Regions from separate parts of the Homo sapiens genome. Here region 1 is linked to region 2. Evidence: chromatin loops called from intact Hi-C (ENCODE). Cell type or tissue: dorsolateral prefrontal cortex. All regions are shown on one strand. Links, peaks and the distances in the headings refer to the core of each region. The heading gives the core; the rest is flanking DNA.

Region 1 (8,211 bases), core at 3,079-8,078, 180 kb before region 2:
GCACACCTGGTTTTGTCTGTTGGCAGCACTGGGGAGTGGCCATGGGCCATGAGCTCTGGACCCCTGGGTGCCTGCTTGGCCCTGCAGGGACCGCATACAGCTTCGGCTGCTTAGAACTCTCCCCACTGGTCCATTGTCTCATCCAAGGAGGCAGGGCAGGTGCTCCTGGGAGTGCTGATAGGATTTGATGGTAGTTATCCTTTTTTCTTTTTAAAAACTTGTGCGTTTCCTCATCTGGGCTGAGAAAGGGTAAACGCAGGCAAAGCTGGCTCTGTTCAGTCTTTTACCACATAAAAGACTGCAGGGCAGCCTTTCCTTACTCTGTATAGGGACAGCTCATGCTAAACCTGAGCTTCCAGGCCCTGTTCTGCATCATTAGCCTCTCATAGCCCTGTCATTGGCCAAGTTTTTTTTTTATCCCTTGAAATAATTGCTAATAATAAATTGATTCTCAGCACATGGATGATAACGAGCTAATCTCCTAAAGAAGACAGCAGAAGCCAGACCATGATAAGGCCAAATTTTTCTCACTCTTGTAGATGGATTGTGTGGACACATGTAAGCCCCTGCCCAAGTACCACCATCTTTAGGATCACATGTTTTCTACCTTGTCCATCCATCCACACACCTTTACAACTGTGTAATTTCGTTAAGCAGCACAAACCCAGCGTCCTGGCCCTAGCCTCTCGGTTGTCTCCTTTGCATCCTTCCGTGCTTGGTCCTAGTCACATATAGTCTCAAAGAAGCTGTGGGTCCAAGGTGGGAGGAAGGCAGTAGGGCCATCTGAGGAGACCCATGGTCACAGCCTTACTGAGGTGTGTGAATTCCAGAAGACACGTTCCAAGGCAGGCTGTTCTTAGAGAAGCCAGCAAATACTGAAGGGAATACAGATGTGTGTCTCTTCGACCACTAGGTGGCCACAGAAGCAAAGCATTGCTCATTTGGGTGGTTCCCAACACAGACACATGGACGTGGGTACTACTCTCAAGGAGCAGGCCACAGTTATCCCTTGTGTCCTGAGTCCTTGGAGCAGAATGTCATGTCTGCTTGTCCTGTGTTCCCTGACAAGTTGCTGCTATTTGTGTTGGAGTGAAGTGTCTGAGAAGCCCCAGCCTCCAGTACAACAGGTGGTCACCTTGGGGTGTGGACTCAATCTTCTCTCTATGGTCCTTTCTGGAAAGCTGGGAAGGGCTAATTGACACACAAACACCTCCCATCTCTCCACAGAATGGCTGACCTCTCGGAGCTCCTGAAGGAAGGGACCAAGGAAGCACACGACCGGGCAGAAAACACCCAGTTTGTCAAGGACTTCTTGAAAGGCAACATTAAGAAGGAGCTGTTTAAGGTTTGTGCCCCGCATTGGGTTCCAGACTGTCATATGGGGTTGGGGTGGGGGCCTTGGTCCCATGAGAAAAGTGCCCCTGGAGCCACTCTGAGGGAAAAGCTGGGCTTTTCTCCACACTCCATTCCTTCTTGACGTTAAGCTCTGGCTCTCGGCTGGGTACAGTGGCTCATGTCTGTAATCCCAGCACTTTGGGAGGCCGAGGCAGGTGGATCACTTGAGGCCAGGAGTTTGAGACCAGCCTGGCCAACATGGTGAAACCCTGTCTCTACTAAGAATACAAAAATTAGCCGGGTGTGGTGGCGCGTGCCTGTACTCCCAGCTACTTGGGAGGCTGAGGTGGGAGAGTCACTTGAACCTGGGAGGCGGAGGTTACAGTGAGCCGAGATCGTCCCACTGTACTCCAGCCTGGGTGACAGAGCGAGACTCTTTACCCCGCCAAAAAAAAAAAAAATTGGTTCTCATGGCTTAGATAGAATAACATAGTGGTGTGAAGGAAGCAAAAGTATGCGTGTTCCAAAGACTTCACCATGCCATTCCTTTAAGAAACAAAAGCTTCCTTGTGTGTTAAATAATTCACTACATAAAAATGGACCATAGGATTGGGTCTTTGGGGTTGGGGGTTGTCACTTGAGCCTCTGCATCCAGCTGCTCGGATGTGGTGTGCTCAGGCATAGCTGGCCTCCTCCTGTCACCTCCACAGCTGGCCACCACGGCACTTTACTTCACATACTCAGCCCTCGAGGAGGAAATGGAGCGCAACAAGGACCATCCAGCCTTTGCCCCTTTGTACTTCCCCATGGAGCTGCACCGGAAGGAGGCGCTGACCAAGGACATGGAGTATTTCTTTGGTGAAAACTGGGAGGAGCAGGTGCAGTGCCCCAAGGCTGCCCAGAAGTACGTGGAGCGGATCCACTACATAGGGCAGAACGAGCCGGAGCTACTGGTGGCCCATGCATACACCCGCTACATGGGGGATCTCTCGGGGGGCCAGGTGCTGAAGAAGGTGGCCCAGCGAGCACTGAAACTCCCCAGCACAGGGGAAGGGACCCAGTTCTACCTGTTTGAGAATGTGGACAATGCCCAGCAGTTCAAGCAGCTCTACCGGGCCAGGATGAACGCCCTGGACCTGAACATGAAGACCAAAGAGAGGATCGTGGAGGAGGCCAACAAGGCTTTTGAGTATAACATGCAGGTACTATTGGGGGCTGCCAGCTGCTAGGGCTGAAGAGGGAAACTTTGACAGTGGTAGCAGATCCATAGTGGCCCATGAAGGCACACATGGCATTAGGACAGATGAGCTGCAGGGTGCCGAGAGGAAGGTGGCCACCAGATTGGCCACCAGAGCTTGTGGGCCCAGTGGGTGGTTCCCAGCATGGAGGCCTGGTGTGATAGATGCCAGTGGGTAGTGTTTTGGGAAGGGTGAGTCCTCTCGCACATAGAGGGGTCTGGAAGAATGGAGCTGGCTTCCTCCCTCATTGCAGGATGCTGGTCTTGAAGAATGGTTAATTTTCTTTTCAAGTTTTGCTCTGAGAAGCCCTGCTTTATAAGTTAATAGAGAGCCAGTGCCACCAAGGAGAGTAAATAAGCTCTGTTTACAAGTAGCCTTTAGATGAGGCTGAACCTGGGGAAGCTTACTCTGTCCCCAGGTCCTGTCAGCTTCCACTGAGGCCTCCCAGGGCACTCAGGATGAGTATGCCCTGCCACAGTCTCATTCTCCCATGTTCCAGGTTTTCTGTTGCTTCTTGATAAAAAAATAACCAGCACCTAGAAATGGGGATGTACTCATGCCCTCCTGTCTGTGCTGTGGTAGTTTCAGTGGCTTGAGCCACCTCAGAGAAGGCTACATCTCTGGTCAGTTCCCAGGGGAGACCCAGCATTTGGCAGCCTTCTTGGGGTACCAATATCCACACCTCCCCAGAGCTCTTGCTAGGGAGGGAAGACCATCAGGCAGTGCAGCTGCCGCCCACCAGTGCTGCTTGCTGTGTAGTTGGCACACCTGAGCAAGCTCACCTGCTCCAGCTCACTCTCTCTGGAGGGCGTCCTCTAAAAGGAGAGTGTAGCCAGGCGCAGTAGCTCATGCCTGTAATCCCAGCACTTTGGGAGGCTGAGGCAGGGGCATTACTTGACCCCAGGAGTTGAAGACCAGCCTGGGCAACCAAGGTGAGACACCATCTCCCCACAAAATTTAAAAATTAGCCAGGTATGGTGGTACACACACGTAGGAGGATAAGGTGGGAGGACCACTTGAGCCTAGGAGTTTGAGGCTGCAGTGAGTTAGCCATGTTCATAACACTGCACTCTAGCCTGGGCAACAGAGACCTCATCTCAAAAGACATTTAAAAAAAAAAAAAAAGTATGGGCAGCCCAAAGATGGCTCAGTCGATCCTCTGCTCCTGCAGATATTCAATGAACTGGACCAGGCCGGCTCCACACTGGCCAGAGAGACCTTGGAGGATGGGTTCCCTGTACACGATGGGAAAGGAGACATGCGTAAATGCCCTTTCTACGCTGCTGAACAAGACAAAGGTAGGTCTGTGTGTCCTGAGCTCCCCTCCTGGGGCAGGTGTAGCAGGAGACTCCACTGATGCCATGTCTCCTATTGGTGCTGCCACACAGGTGCCCTGGAGGGCAGCAGCTGTCCCTTCCGAACAGCTATGGCTGTGCTGAGGAAGCCCAGCCTCCAGTTCATCCTGGCCGCTGGTGTGGCCCTAGCTGCTGGACTCTTGGCCTGGTACTACATGTGAAGCACCCATCATGCCACACCGGTACCCTCCTCCCGACTGACCACTGGCCTACCCCTTTCTCCAGCCCTGACTAAACTACCACCTCAGGTGACTTTTTAAAAAATGCTGGGTTTAAGAAAGGCAACCAATAAAAGCCAGATGCTAGAGCCTCTGCCTGACAGCATCCTCTCTATGGGCCATATTCCGCACTGGGCACAGGCCGTCACCCTGGGAGCAGTCGGCACAGTGCAGCAAGCCTGGCCCCCGACCCAGCTCTACTCCAGGCTTCCACACTTCTGGGCCCTAGGCTGCTTCCGGTAGTCCCTGTTTTTGCAGTACATGGGTGACTATCTCCCCTGTTGGAGGTGAGTGGCCTGTAAGTCCAAGCTGTGCGAGGGGGCCTTGCTGGATGCTGCTGTACAACTTCTGGGCCTCTCTTGGACCCTGGGAGTGAGGGTGGGTGTGGGTGGAAGCCTCAGAGGCCTTGGGAGCTCATCCCTCTCACCCAGAATCCCTCTAACCCCTTGGGTGCGGTTTGCTCAGCCCCAGCTTATCTCCTCCTCCGCGCTGTGTAAATGCTCCAGCACTCAATAAAGTGGGCTTTGCAAGCTACCTCCTTCCCTGCCTCCTGGCACCGGGTGGGTCAAGCCACCTCCCCATAGGAGAGTCCCTCAGAAGCAAGGGCATGTTATGTCTGTGTGGGGAGTGGACATCGTCCATCATGGCTCCCAGCAGCCACCTCCTGCTCTGGGTCTACTCTCCAGCACCTCTAGTCTCCAAAGCAAAGTCACTCTAACCGTCTTGCAAAGATCTTTAAAGTGTATCCAGCACTGCTATTTTTTAGCTCAGAAATACCTTAGAGGTTTCCTACTTAAAAGGTTTTTTTAAAATATATATATATATTTAAAAATAAGGGTTTTAAAAAAGCACATATTTGTATTTAAACAATTCATTCTCTAAAAGAGAAACATGAACTTAAATAATTTTATTAATAGGAATCTACTACCTGTAAAAGTTTTATTTCAAAAAGGGTTAAAAAGTAGGGAAACTCTTTAAACTACTGACCAAGACTGCCACCTTCATAATTCAGATGAGTTAGTGCAGAGATGGCCAGGGCCAGAGGTCGCCCAGAACCTGCGTGTGCAGACTGCGCTCTGTTAGTCTTCTGCCTGTCAGCCTCAGCCCAGTCTGTGTTGCTTAAGGGTGCGCCTCCCCAGGGCTGGATGATGCTGTGCTCAAGCCTGCGGGTAGGAGGGCTCCAGCTTGCAGATCCCATGCGTGGATGCCATATATAGATGGTTGAAACCAGCATCAGAGGAAGGAAGGTGACCTTACAGCCACTGCCGAGACCAACGTGTGCCCTGGCCCAGTCACAGCTGGAAATCCCAGGGCTGGTCTACACCCGACTCTGGTTTGGTTTAATTAGGTCCTTACGTGTTGGTGTTGTCCCAGGCAGTTGGCATGGCATCAGCACTGAGGGTGTGAGACCCTGAGGACTCAGCCTCCCGTCCTGCCAGTAGACTGCCTGCAGCCCCACCCTCTTTCCCTCAAAAAAGAAGGAAGCCAGGCAAGAGAGCAGAGGCCCAGGGCGGGGGAGTGAAAGGGCCAATTTAATGAGAAACTACAAACTGAGACTGGGCCACGATTCACAGTGACAGGAGGCCATGCAGTGGCAGTGCGAGACCAGGAAGGACAGTGGCAGGATACAGTGGTCCAGGTGAGCAAGTTCACAAACCATTCAGGAAATAAAGACAGGGCGAGGCTGGTGTCCACCAAGGCAGTTCTACCACTTGTGGCTGCTCCTTCCTCGTCCCTAGCCCAGTGTGCCTGCAGGAGCAGGTGTGAGCAGGCACAGCAACAGCCTGTCAGCTGGGGTGAGGGGCCCGGCACTTACAGGGAAGAAAATCCATGGAGAAGGCTCTGCACATCCAAGCGCACCCACAAGGGGGACCCTCTGCCATCTCTTGCCCAGTTGGGATACACCAGCCACCAGGCAGAGGTCATACCCACACGCAGTGAGGACACAGGGCAGACGGGAAGGGGCTAGGCTCAGGGGCTCCTTCCGGCCCCAGCAATACAGGGTTCACAGAGGCATGGCCTGAAAGGGGGTCTGCACACTGACTCAAAGGGACAAGTTCCTTCTTAGCTACCAGGGTCTGATCATTCACCCAGGTACAGTGTCCTCTCTACCTGACACCAGGCAGCTCTCGGGCACTGGGACAGGGTATTAGACATCCTGGGCTTCTATACCTGAGAGTTCTGAGGGCCAGAGTTGGCAGTTTTACTTCCAGCCACCATGCCCCACCTCTAGCACCCCAGAGGCGCAAAGTACCCAGAAACAAACCCAGGCTTTGTGACCCTGTCCTACGTGGGCCCACCTGACTCCAGACAACTTACCCATTCTCGGCCCAGCAGGTCAGAAACGCCTGTGGCCACAGGCCTGGGGACTAACTGGCTAACTGCTCTGGCTGCTGTTGGTCCCAGGGGGAAAGAGTCTGGACTGAACCTGTACCTTGTTTGGAAACAGAGGCATCAGGACCCCAGCAGGAGACCCCTCCCAGCTTATCTTCCCGATCACACACACCAAGCAGACCAACAACACACAAGCTCATTGTCAGCCCCCTGCCACCCACTGACCCTTGGCCTTAAATCCCAACAGAATTTTTGCCAGAAGAGTCAGCGGCTCAGGTAGGGCAGGGTGAAGAGGACAGGACTTCTAGGGGATGGTGGCACGGCTCCCAGCCCCAAGTGGGAGCGGGAAAGTGACCACTGAGCACAGGGAGCAAAGCACAGGGGGCCAGACTGACAGGCGGGGGAGTCCCGAGTCCCAGCTCCGTTAGCACAGGCGCTTGTACGTGTAGATGTAGGCTTTGCAGCTGGGGCATGTGTGCGTCACATCCTTGAAGTCATTGATGAGGCAGGGGATCAGGCAGCAGCCCAGATCACATCTGAATCAGAGACAGGGAAGAACAGGCTGAGGCCTGCTGCGGAGGAGGCAGAGGCAGCCAGTTGACCCTGGTGCAGCCCCCACCCTACCAGTGCCCACACCACCTACCCCATGAAGCAACAGAAGAAACCCAGCACGAAATTCATCAAGCCAATCTCGTAGGAGATCTTGGTGGTGATGGCCTGCTGGCAGTGGGGACACACCGTCTGCACAGGCGCTCCCTCAAAGATCTCTCCCTGCAGCACTGTCACCGTGGTGGCAGCTCCTGAAGGGACCAGGACTGTGGCTGTGTGGCCCCCAGGGCCAGGGTAGGGCCCTGGCGTGTAGGGCCCTGGGGGGTAGTAGCCCATGGGTGGGTGGGGGCCTGGAGGAGGGTAGAAACCTGGAATGGCACAGAAGATGGAGGCGAGAGGTCACTGGCCTGCCACCTGCACCAGACAAAGAGATTGGCGCAAAGCCCCACGGTCCACAGCGCCCAGCGTGCAAGGCTACGCCTCAGACCTCCTACCGCCCTCCTAACGGGCCAGTGGGAGGCCTTACAGCTGGGGCCCTAAGTCAAGTGGGGCCACATTCTCCCAGCCCTTCCTGGTCCCCACCCCTTGGGGCCCATGACAGATGTGGCAGAGAGCCAGGCACATGGCCCGGTCCCTCTGCTCCTCTGTCTGTCTCCAGCATGCAAGGACAGGGCACTCAGCCTCAAGCCCATGACCAAGAGAGGGAAAGCCTTGCGGGTCACCCACCCCTCTCCTGCACACAAGGCGCCCCTCCCCACCCATGTCAGGTCCTGGTGTGCCAAGGACCAGCCCTTCCTGACCAGCCTGAATAAGAGCAGTCCCACCTTCCCACGTCCACAGTCCCTGTCCACACACAGCCTGAGCCCTAGGCAAGGGCTGGTTGGGCGTGTTGGAGTCCCTGCCCTACAGCAGATGCCCACCTGTACTGAGGACAGCCAGCGCAGGCCAGACAGCAGCCAGGAGTTCCCCATGCTCCCCTCAGATCCCTTCCCCACTCACCCGGAGGCATGTAGGTGCCATCTGCACTCATGTGTGGTGGGATGAAGCCAGGCTGGGGCATTGGGTGACCCGGCGGCTCATAGGGTGGGGGGCCAATGTCCGCAGGGGGCAGTGGCATGCCTGGAGGGGGCTGCATCACAGCTGGGGAGGAACGGCCTGGACAGAGAGAGGCAGAAAGAGGAG
Region 2 (7,465 bases), core at 75-5,074:
CAACACACACAGCCCCCTGCACCGCCCGCCCCCCGCCCCCACCAAGGCCCCAGCCTCTGGCCATCAGTCCTGGTGCCAGAGCTTTGCGTGAAGTTCGGGCCGCAGAGTGGCCCGCTGGGACTCCCATGTGCTGCCGTCTGATGTGCTCAGATGGGCTCATCGTTGGTTCGTTTTTACTGTATATTTATAGTAATAAAATCATGCAGCAATATCCTGTCTGCTCCTTCCTCCGGGTGCAGCCCTCAGGATTGTGGCTGTTTCCTGACCCGGAGTTTTGCCGCTGGGTGGTTGGCGGTGGCTCCCGCACCGTGGCAGCTCCACGGCCTCTGCCTGGCTTCCCTCTGGGGTCAGGGCAGTGAGCAAGGTGAGGGCTAACGAGAACGGGCAGCTCCCAGCCATCCCTGTCAGGGCTAGTTGTCTGGTTGGAGGGAAGCCACACCCTCCAGATTGGGCTCTCTCGTGAACAGGTGGTTGGGGAGCCCAGGGCCTCCAGGTTTGTGAGTAGTCGCTCCGGTCCCCATCTCTAGTCCTGATCATCTCAAGGCATTTGCTGAGCACCTGCTGTGCGTCAGTGGAGGCAGAAGAGCTGAGGCCCCGGCCCTGGCCCCGGGCGCCTGCCTTCCAGGCAGTGAGATGCCCAGCAGCTAATCAGAATCCTGCCAGGTTTGGTTACTATTAGGAAGAAAGTCAGCATGGTGGTGAGATGAACCCGTACAAGGTCTCATTTAACCGGGTGGCAGGGAGGGCCTCTCTGAGGAGACTTAAACAGCCCTGAGGGCTGAGGAGGAGCTGGCCCTGGAAGAGTGTTCCAGGTGGCAGGAGTGAGCCTGATGTGTCCCCTGGGGACGGAGCCCCTGGCTGGAGTGAAGGGTGCTGGATAGATACTGAAGAGCTTGTAGGGGCTGCTGGAGTGTTTTTATAAGGGGGAGTCAGTTTTAAAAACAGGCTTCCAAGCGGAGAAGCAGTGCTAGCACCCTGCGGCTGGCGTGTGGAGGCCGGACGGTGGGAGCAGGTCTAGCTGCCCATGGTTGTGGGCTCGCAGGCTGGAGCCCGGCCCCAGGCCTCTGCACAGCCCCCGCTCCCCTGCCCAGGGAGTGGCCAGTGCCCCAGGGCACCCACCACACCACTGCCTACCACTCAGGGCCCCAGCTCCTTTGCGTGCAGGTCAAGCTGCCACCATGGCCCTTCTTTGAAGACTGTGAGGGTGGAGGGAAAGCCCGTGTTCTAGCCCATCAGTCCCTGCCCCGAGAAGGCTGCCACCCATGGGCCCTGCAGCTGCTCTGACCTGCCTGGGTCTGGCCCCATCCCAGTGTGGGTAGAGGGGTGCCCAGGGTGTCAGACGGGTGCTTGCATGGGCCAGATGGGCTCCCCCTCTGTACCTCCCAGAAGAGCCAGCGCTTGTATTGATGTCTGGTCTCGGGGAGGGGCTGCAGCAAGGGGAGCCTCTCCTCCTCTGCCCCTGCGTCCCACGGGCCCTGGGCGCTGGCTGGGCTTGGCTGCCTAGGGGTGGGGCCCTCTTTGGGTGAGAGGACCCTTCCCCTCGCTGCCCTCTCGCCTTCTCACATGGTCGCTCACTCTGGAATCTGGACTTCCCCTGCTGCTTGCAGCTGTCCCATGTGACCCCTGACCCACTGGTGGCCACAGGAGGAGAGAGAGGTGCCCTCTCTGGGTCCTTATTCTCCACATCTGAGGCCACCACGGACCTAACAGGTGAGTTTCCAATGCCCACCCTCTCCCTCTCTCTTCTCCTGCCTGCCTCCACTGAAGGCAGCCTTCTCTGTGCCAGCGAGCTCGGCCTCACTGCACGGCTCTCCCGAGGCTGTGCCCCAGCCCTGGGCACCCATGCTGTGAGTGCAGGCAGGGGGGTTCATGTGCTCAGCAAATCCATTCCCCTGGTGGGGAGGAAAGTGGCCCTGGGCCCTGCTGCTGGTGAGGTGAGCCTTGCCATCATGGAGTTCAGGGCACCTCGCTCTGCCTTGGGCTGTTTCGGATGCTTCTGAGCCCCAGAGACATCTCCAGTACAAACACAAGGTAAGTGGTAAGTACCTCAGGCCCTTGTGGAATCGGGATTCTGCCTCTGTCATCAACTGCCAGTTGTACTTAGGCAAGTTATGTCCCTCTCTGAGCTCCAAGTTCCTCATCGTAAATTGGGGAAACCCCTCTTCCCCCCACAGTACCTGGCACAGGGTGCCCGGCTTGGAGGATGCTGGAAAGGTCCAGCCCCGGAATTTAAGTCACTTTCTGCCCAGCAAGCTGGGTCCACAGAGCCCCAGAGCTCCCGGTCGTCCGCCCTGACCCAGCGTGGACTCGGGGACTGGGGCACTCAAGCCCTGCCAAGCCCTGCTCCCCGTGCTGTCCTGGATCGAGCCTGCCAGCAGGGTGGCTAGGTCGGGACAGCTGTCGTGCATGGCAGGCGAAGGCCATCTCCCTCCGGGCTTGGGTCCGGTGGCGCTGGCGGAGCAAGGCTCCGGGGCATCTCTGGCTCGTGTGGTCGTGCCAAGGGTGCCATTGCGGATGGACGGGGCCATGCGGGCCGGGTCGGCCTCCTGGGGAGAAACGGGTGGGCGCAAGGGGATCGGCGCCATCGAGGGTGGAGAAACCGCAGGGAATTTCGGCTGTCCGCTTTGGGGCGCCAAGGAAGATGTTCGTCGCCCACAATGTCAACCTTGAGCCACCACGGCACCGACCAGTCGTCTAGGCTCTCCCGTCGGAGGCGGGGCCGCCGCCCAGGGTGTGCGACTATTGGGTGACGGCTGACGCGCACCGCCCTCCTTTGCACACCGCCCGCAGCACCTCTCGACGACGCACCGCGGCGCTGCGAGGGGCTCGGTCCCGGGGCGCGCCGGCGATTGGCGGGGGAACCGGACCCGGGGGCGCGGCCGCCCGCGGATTGGCGAGGCACGGCGGGGGCGGGCTCGCGCATGCTCTTAAGTGGCAGCGGCGGGGACGGGGTCAGTGCCAAGATGTCGACGGCGGCGGTTCCGGAGCTGAAGCAGATCAGCCGGGTGGAGGCGATGCGCCTAGGGCCGGGCTGGAGCCACTCGTGCCACGCCATGCTGTACGCCGCCAACCCTGGGCAGCTCTTCGGCCGCATCCCCATGCGCTTCTCGGTGCTGGTGAGGACGGGCGAGGGCGCGGGCGAGGGTGCCGGCGCGGGCGGGCCCGGGCGGGGGCGTCCGTCGACCCCGCGGCTGTGACCCGCGCTCCCTTGCAGATGCAGATGCGTTTCGACGGGCTGCTGGGCTTCCCCGGGGGCTTCGTGGACCGGCGCTTCTGGTCGCTGGAGGACGGCCTGAACCGGGTGCTGGGCCTGGGCCTGGGCTGCCTGCGCCTCACCGAGGCCGACTACCTGAGCTCGCACCTGACCGAGGGCCCACACCGCGTCGTGGCGCACCTGTACGCGCGGCAGCTGACGCTGGAGCAGCTGCACGCCGTGGAGATCAGCGCGGTGCACTCGCGCGACCACGGCCTGGAGGTGGGGCCGCCGCCCGGGCCCCGCCCCCCGCCCCGGGGTTTGGCTCTGGCCCCGTGGAAGGCACCGATGGGTAACACGTCTCCTGAGGGTCCCCTGGCCGGGCTGGGTCGGGTGTCGCTGTCTCCAGCAATGGGGTGGGGAGAGGGGTCTGGGGCTGGGAGGCCGGGAAAGGAGGGGCGGGGGTGGGGGCCGGCGCTGGGGCTCCCTCAGGGCTGTGTTACATCCGCCTTGCTGCCTGCCATTGCCAATCCTGGGAGTGGGGGAGTGGGATCGGTGGGGAGGAAGGGATGGGGGAGGAGCGGGGATTGCTTGGGGAGTTGGGAAACTTGAGCACAGCGGGGGTTGTAAAACTTGGGAACCTCATGTTGGGCGTGAAGGCTCTTGGGATTTGTACTTTGTGGTCTGGAAGGGCTGGACTGCGGGTGTTCAGGCTTCGTTGGGTGGACGGGGGGAGCATGGGGTGCGGACCCCGGGGTGGGGTGGCCTGGGTACGAGGGGGGGGAGTGCATGGGGTCAGCCTCCACACTTGCTTGGGGAGGAGGGGGCTGCACTGCTCCGAGGGAGCTGGCTGGCTTCTGCCAGGCCCTGCGTGGGTCTCCCATTAAGTCCTTGGCAAAGCTGGCTGCTCATACCCTGGCCTCATAGCTTCCAGGCCCCTCCTGCTGGAGGTGCCATTGTGTGGCAGGCCTGGCCCCAACCCCTACCTCCTGTCTGCGCAGGTGCTGGGCCTCGTGCGGGTCCCGCTGTACACCCAGAAGGACCGAGTCGGAGGCTTCCCCAACTTCCTGAGCAACGCCTTCGTGAGCACGGCTAAGTGCCAGCTCCTCTTTGCCCTCAAGGTGCTCAACATGATGCCCGAGGAGAAGCTGGTTGAGGCCCTGGCTGCAGCCACCGAGAAGCAGAAGAAGGCCCTGGAGAAGTTGCTCCCGGCCTCCTCTTGAGGGCTGCCTGAGCTGGTGGCACCCTCCCCTGGGCCGGAAGACTGGGAATTCCTGCTAAGTGTGGCTTCTAGAGTGTTTGTGTGTACCCCGCTTCTGACTGCCTAGGGCGAGTGGGCATCCTGTCATCATCTCCACTGTCCCAAGCAGTCACTAGGTGGCGGCCGGGCCAGCTGGAACCCAGCCCATCCTCTCAGGCAGAGCAGGGTGGTCCGGGCACACTGGGCCTGCCTCTCCAGCCTCAGGATGCTCTTGTTTATTCTGGGCTCAGACCCTCCTCTTGTACGTCTCATCACAGCTGGTAGAGACCCAGGAGTGCCTGATTGTCCCACAGGGGTGGCGCACAGCTCTGGGACCACTCAGAAGATGGGATGTGTGGGTGGAGGATGCCTTGTCTCGGTCAGCTCATTCCTGCCTCCTTCCTGAGCCAGTTCAGGGCCTGGGGGAGAGCCAGCTTGGGGTAGGAAGTTAATAATACTGTTAATTTGGGTTGTTGTTGGATTTACTTTGCTAGATTTTCTCTTTCACCACGTGTGAACTGTGGGTGAGGTTTCAAAGTAGCTTCACCCCACGTGGCTTGGTTCCCAGGGACAGTCAGGGCCTCGGGGGCCCAGCTATGTACAACGAAGCTGTCGAAGGAGAAGACAATAAAGTCGCTCCGCAGCTGCTCTGTGTGTTTCTCAGCTGCCCTGTGTGTTTGTTTTGGTTCTGGATGGAACCAGCTCAGGCCCCCTGCCCTAGGTGGGGGAGGGAGGAGCTGCCCCAGCCAGGGGCACGTTTGTTCCCCAGTGTTTACTGGGGGCACTCCCAGCATGAATGCTGTGCCCATCAGCCAGGTTGGGGCGTCTGGGCCGAGACCTTCAGGGCAGGCTCCCCTTCCTGATCCTGGTGGCCCTGGCTGCACCTGGGCTGACCTGCTTTGCTTTGCAAACCCACCATTCCCCACTGTCTGCAAGCAGCTCCAGGGGATGGTGTAGAAGTGCAGGCTTACTGTGCAGAAGGACAGCAGCAGAGCCATCCCTCGTGGTCTCCTACAGCCCCACATCTGGAAAGACTCCAGCGGCATCGTCAGAAAATTTGCACAGCCCATGCCTGGCCCGGTGAGGGAGGCAGTGTGCCCAGCTCCATCTCAGAGCTCGGTGTGAGAGCAGCATGTCCCGGGGGAGGCCCTGTGCTACGGCGGGCTGGGGATGTTCTTGGCTCTCAAAGCCTTATCTTGAGTTGTCTGGGCTCCAGGAGCAAAAGACACACCCCTGAACAGCAGAGGACAGGGCAGTCAGGGTTGCTGCATTGGCCAGTGCCTCATGTCATGTGACCAGAACTGAGCCCTTCACTAGCTGTTCTTAAATTTTATTTTCCAAAAAATGGCATTTTCCAGGTGCCCCAGTCCTCATTCCTAAGGTCCCACCTCAGTTGGCACCTGTGCGTGTATATGGATACACTTTCCCCCCAGGGCCCTGCCTGGTATGGGCCAGGGCAGCCCATGAACTCTGGGCCTCACCACGAGGTTCTGGGTGAGGCCCTCGTCCCGCCTCAGTGCTGGCCCGAGCTGCCGAGCCAGGGCCGCAGCCCCCGTCTTGCCTCTGTCTGCCGGCTGCTCCCGGGGCCTGATCCTCTGGCCCCCACTGGGCCTGGGCTGCACATGGCAGCTACCTGCTCACTGTCCTCCTCACTCCCTGGCACACAGCTTCAGGGTGGACCAATCACCCAACGTCAGATTCTGAAAGAAAAAGCCCCGGTGAGAAGGGAGGGGGACAGGTGGGTGCATACCCACACCTGCAGCCGCCCAGACAGGCCCTGCTGCTCCCACCACGCGGGATCCAGGCTGGCAGACACTCACCGGCCCGCAGGCTAGGTCTCCCGCCACTTCTTCCCGTTCAGCACCTGCAGCTTCTCCAGGCTCTGGGTCACTAAGCACAGTGCTTGCCCTGAGGAATGATGACCTTGAGCCTCTCCCGGCCAGGCTCAGGAGGGCTGGGTGGTGCTGCCCCGGGGTCTCAGCTGCAGGATGTGACCTGCCCCTCACCCGTTATGGCCCCAGCCCCGAGGTCAGCCTTGGGGTAGAGAGACACAAACCCGCTTTCCCTGGAAAGGGGTCCCTTTGCCTCCCTCGGAAACAAAAGGAGCGCTCAGTCGTCTGGTCCCCGGAGACTCACCCATCTCACGGACACGGTCCTCCAGGGCTCCCGAGAGCTCGGGGAGGCTCATGGCCTGCAGGGACGCTTGCCAGCCCTTGGAGTCTGTGGTGCAGGTGCAGGGACCGAGTTAGCTGGGGGTCTGCGTCCCCACAGGCCCTGCTTTATTCTGAGCCCATGCAACCAGGAGAACCTGCTTGGATCAGAACCTCCCTACCCGCCTGACAGTGTCTAAGCAACCTCCCAAGGCCGAGGCAGGGAAGCCCTGTTGTGCCCTTCCTCCCACAGGCTGAGCAAACACTACGAGGCCCGGGTCAGCCCGAGAGAAGGCAAAGCTCTGCCGGTGGGGACCCGGGTCTGGGCCCTGGCTGGAGGCTACAGAAGTCACTGGCGGTCTCAGCACAGCACAGCCAGCCAAGGCACAGGGCCTTTCTCGAGTACCTCCTACCCCTGGGGGATAGGCAGTTTTCCTGTCACAGGTGAGGAAGTGGGCTTGGGTCCCCAGGGCCCCCTCTTTTCCTTGGACTCTGGGATCATGTGCACACAGGGACCTGGGAGAGTGGCTGCCGGCCGGAGAACCAGGCCAAGCCCACTGGGTCAAACCTGGCTTCAGGGCTCCCCCACCTTCCCCTCTGCCCAGTGCGGAGTCAGGCCACTGCTCTTACCAGCTGGGGGGACGGCTAGGCCCAGAGTGGCTGCACCAGGGGGCTGGTCCTGCCTCACTCGAGATGACAGCTCAGCTTGACAGGCTCTGCCAGACACAGAAACAAATATTGGTGAGAGCAGAGGCCTGGCCGCTGCAGAGCCCCCACCTCAGACCTTCTAGGGGAGGGAGGGGCTCAGCCCTGTCCTTGCAGCTGGCCCTCATGGGCTGGGCCAGTGCCCCATGAGGCTGCACTAAAGAGCAGGAGGGCGAC

What was found. Hi-C counts contacts between places; a loop is a spot of excess contacts. Peaks named below come from ENCODE experiments on the same cell type or tissue, not always from the same donor. Only the 100,000 strongest peaks of a DNase experiment are listed, where the experiment ranks them.
Region 1: it touches region 2 in a loop (2.8-fold over the local background); 5 of 110 quality-filtered maps call a loop at or near these places.

What each region holds. Positions count from the first base shown.
Region 1 is chr16:4,505,668-4,513,878 of GRCh38, forward strand. HMOX2 (heme oxygenase 2) reads left to right here. Exons shown (of 6, transcript NM_002134.4): 3 at 1,228-1,345; 4 at 2,046-2,537; 5 at 3,745-3,871; 6 at 3,962-4,680. The coding sequence ends at 4,089. It overlaps CDIP1 (cell death inducing p53 target 1), which reads right to left. Exons shown (of 6, transcript NM_013399.3): 4 at 8,029-8,184; 5 at 7,124-7,397; 6 at 5,002-7,016. The coding sequence ends at 6,905. Among named protein-coding and RNA genes, the nearest start is that of CDIP1, 29 kb to the right of the region's middle. RefSeq lists enhancers at 7,550-8,077, 8,078-8,211. In dorsolateral prefrontal cortex, for the core only: CTCF peaks have their summits at 5,985 and 6,188; a DNase peak (open chromatin) is centred at 5,994; H3K27ac peaks cover 3,072 bases.
Region 2 is chr16:4,690,764-4,698,228 of GRCh38, forward strand. MGRN1 (mahogunin ring finger 1) reads left to right here. Exons shown (of 17, transcript NM_015246.4): 17 at 1-209. It overlaps NUDT16L1 (nudix hydrolase 16 like 1), which reads left to right and starts at 2,799. Exons shown (of 3, transcript NM_032349.4): 1 at 2,799-3,116; 2 at 3,215-3,475; 3 at 4,195-5,081. The coding sequence starts at 2,964. The coding sequence ends at 4,416. It overlaps ANKS3 (ankyrin repeat and sterile alpha motif domain containing 3), which reads right to left. Exons shown (of 18, transcript NM_133450.4): 15 at 7,214-7,299; 16 at 6,570-6,653; 17 at 6,254-6,341; 18 at 5,748-6,133. The coding sequence ends at 6,265. RefSeq lists enhancers at 2,370-2,459, 2,711-3,218, 3,219-3,726, 4,329-4,829 and silencers at 2,650-3,009, 3,120-3,619. In dorsolateral prefrontal cortex, for the core only: CTCF peaks have their summits at 2,829 and 4,481; DNase peaks (open chromatin) are centred at 2,818 and 4,578; H3K4me3 peaks cover 2,768 bases; H3K27ac peaks cover 4,184 bases.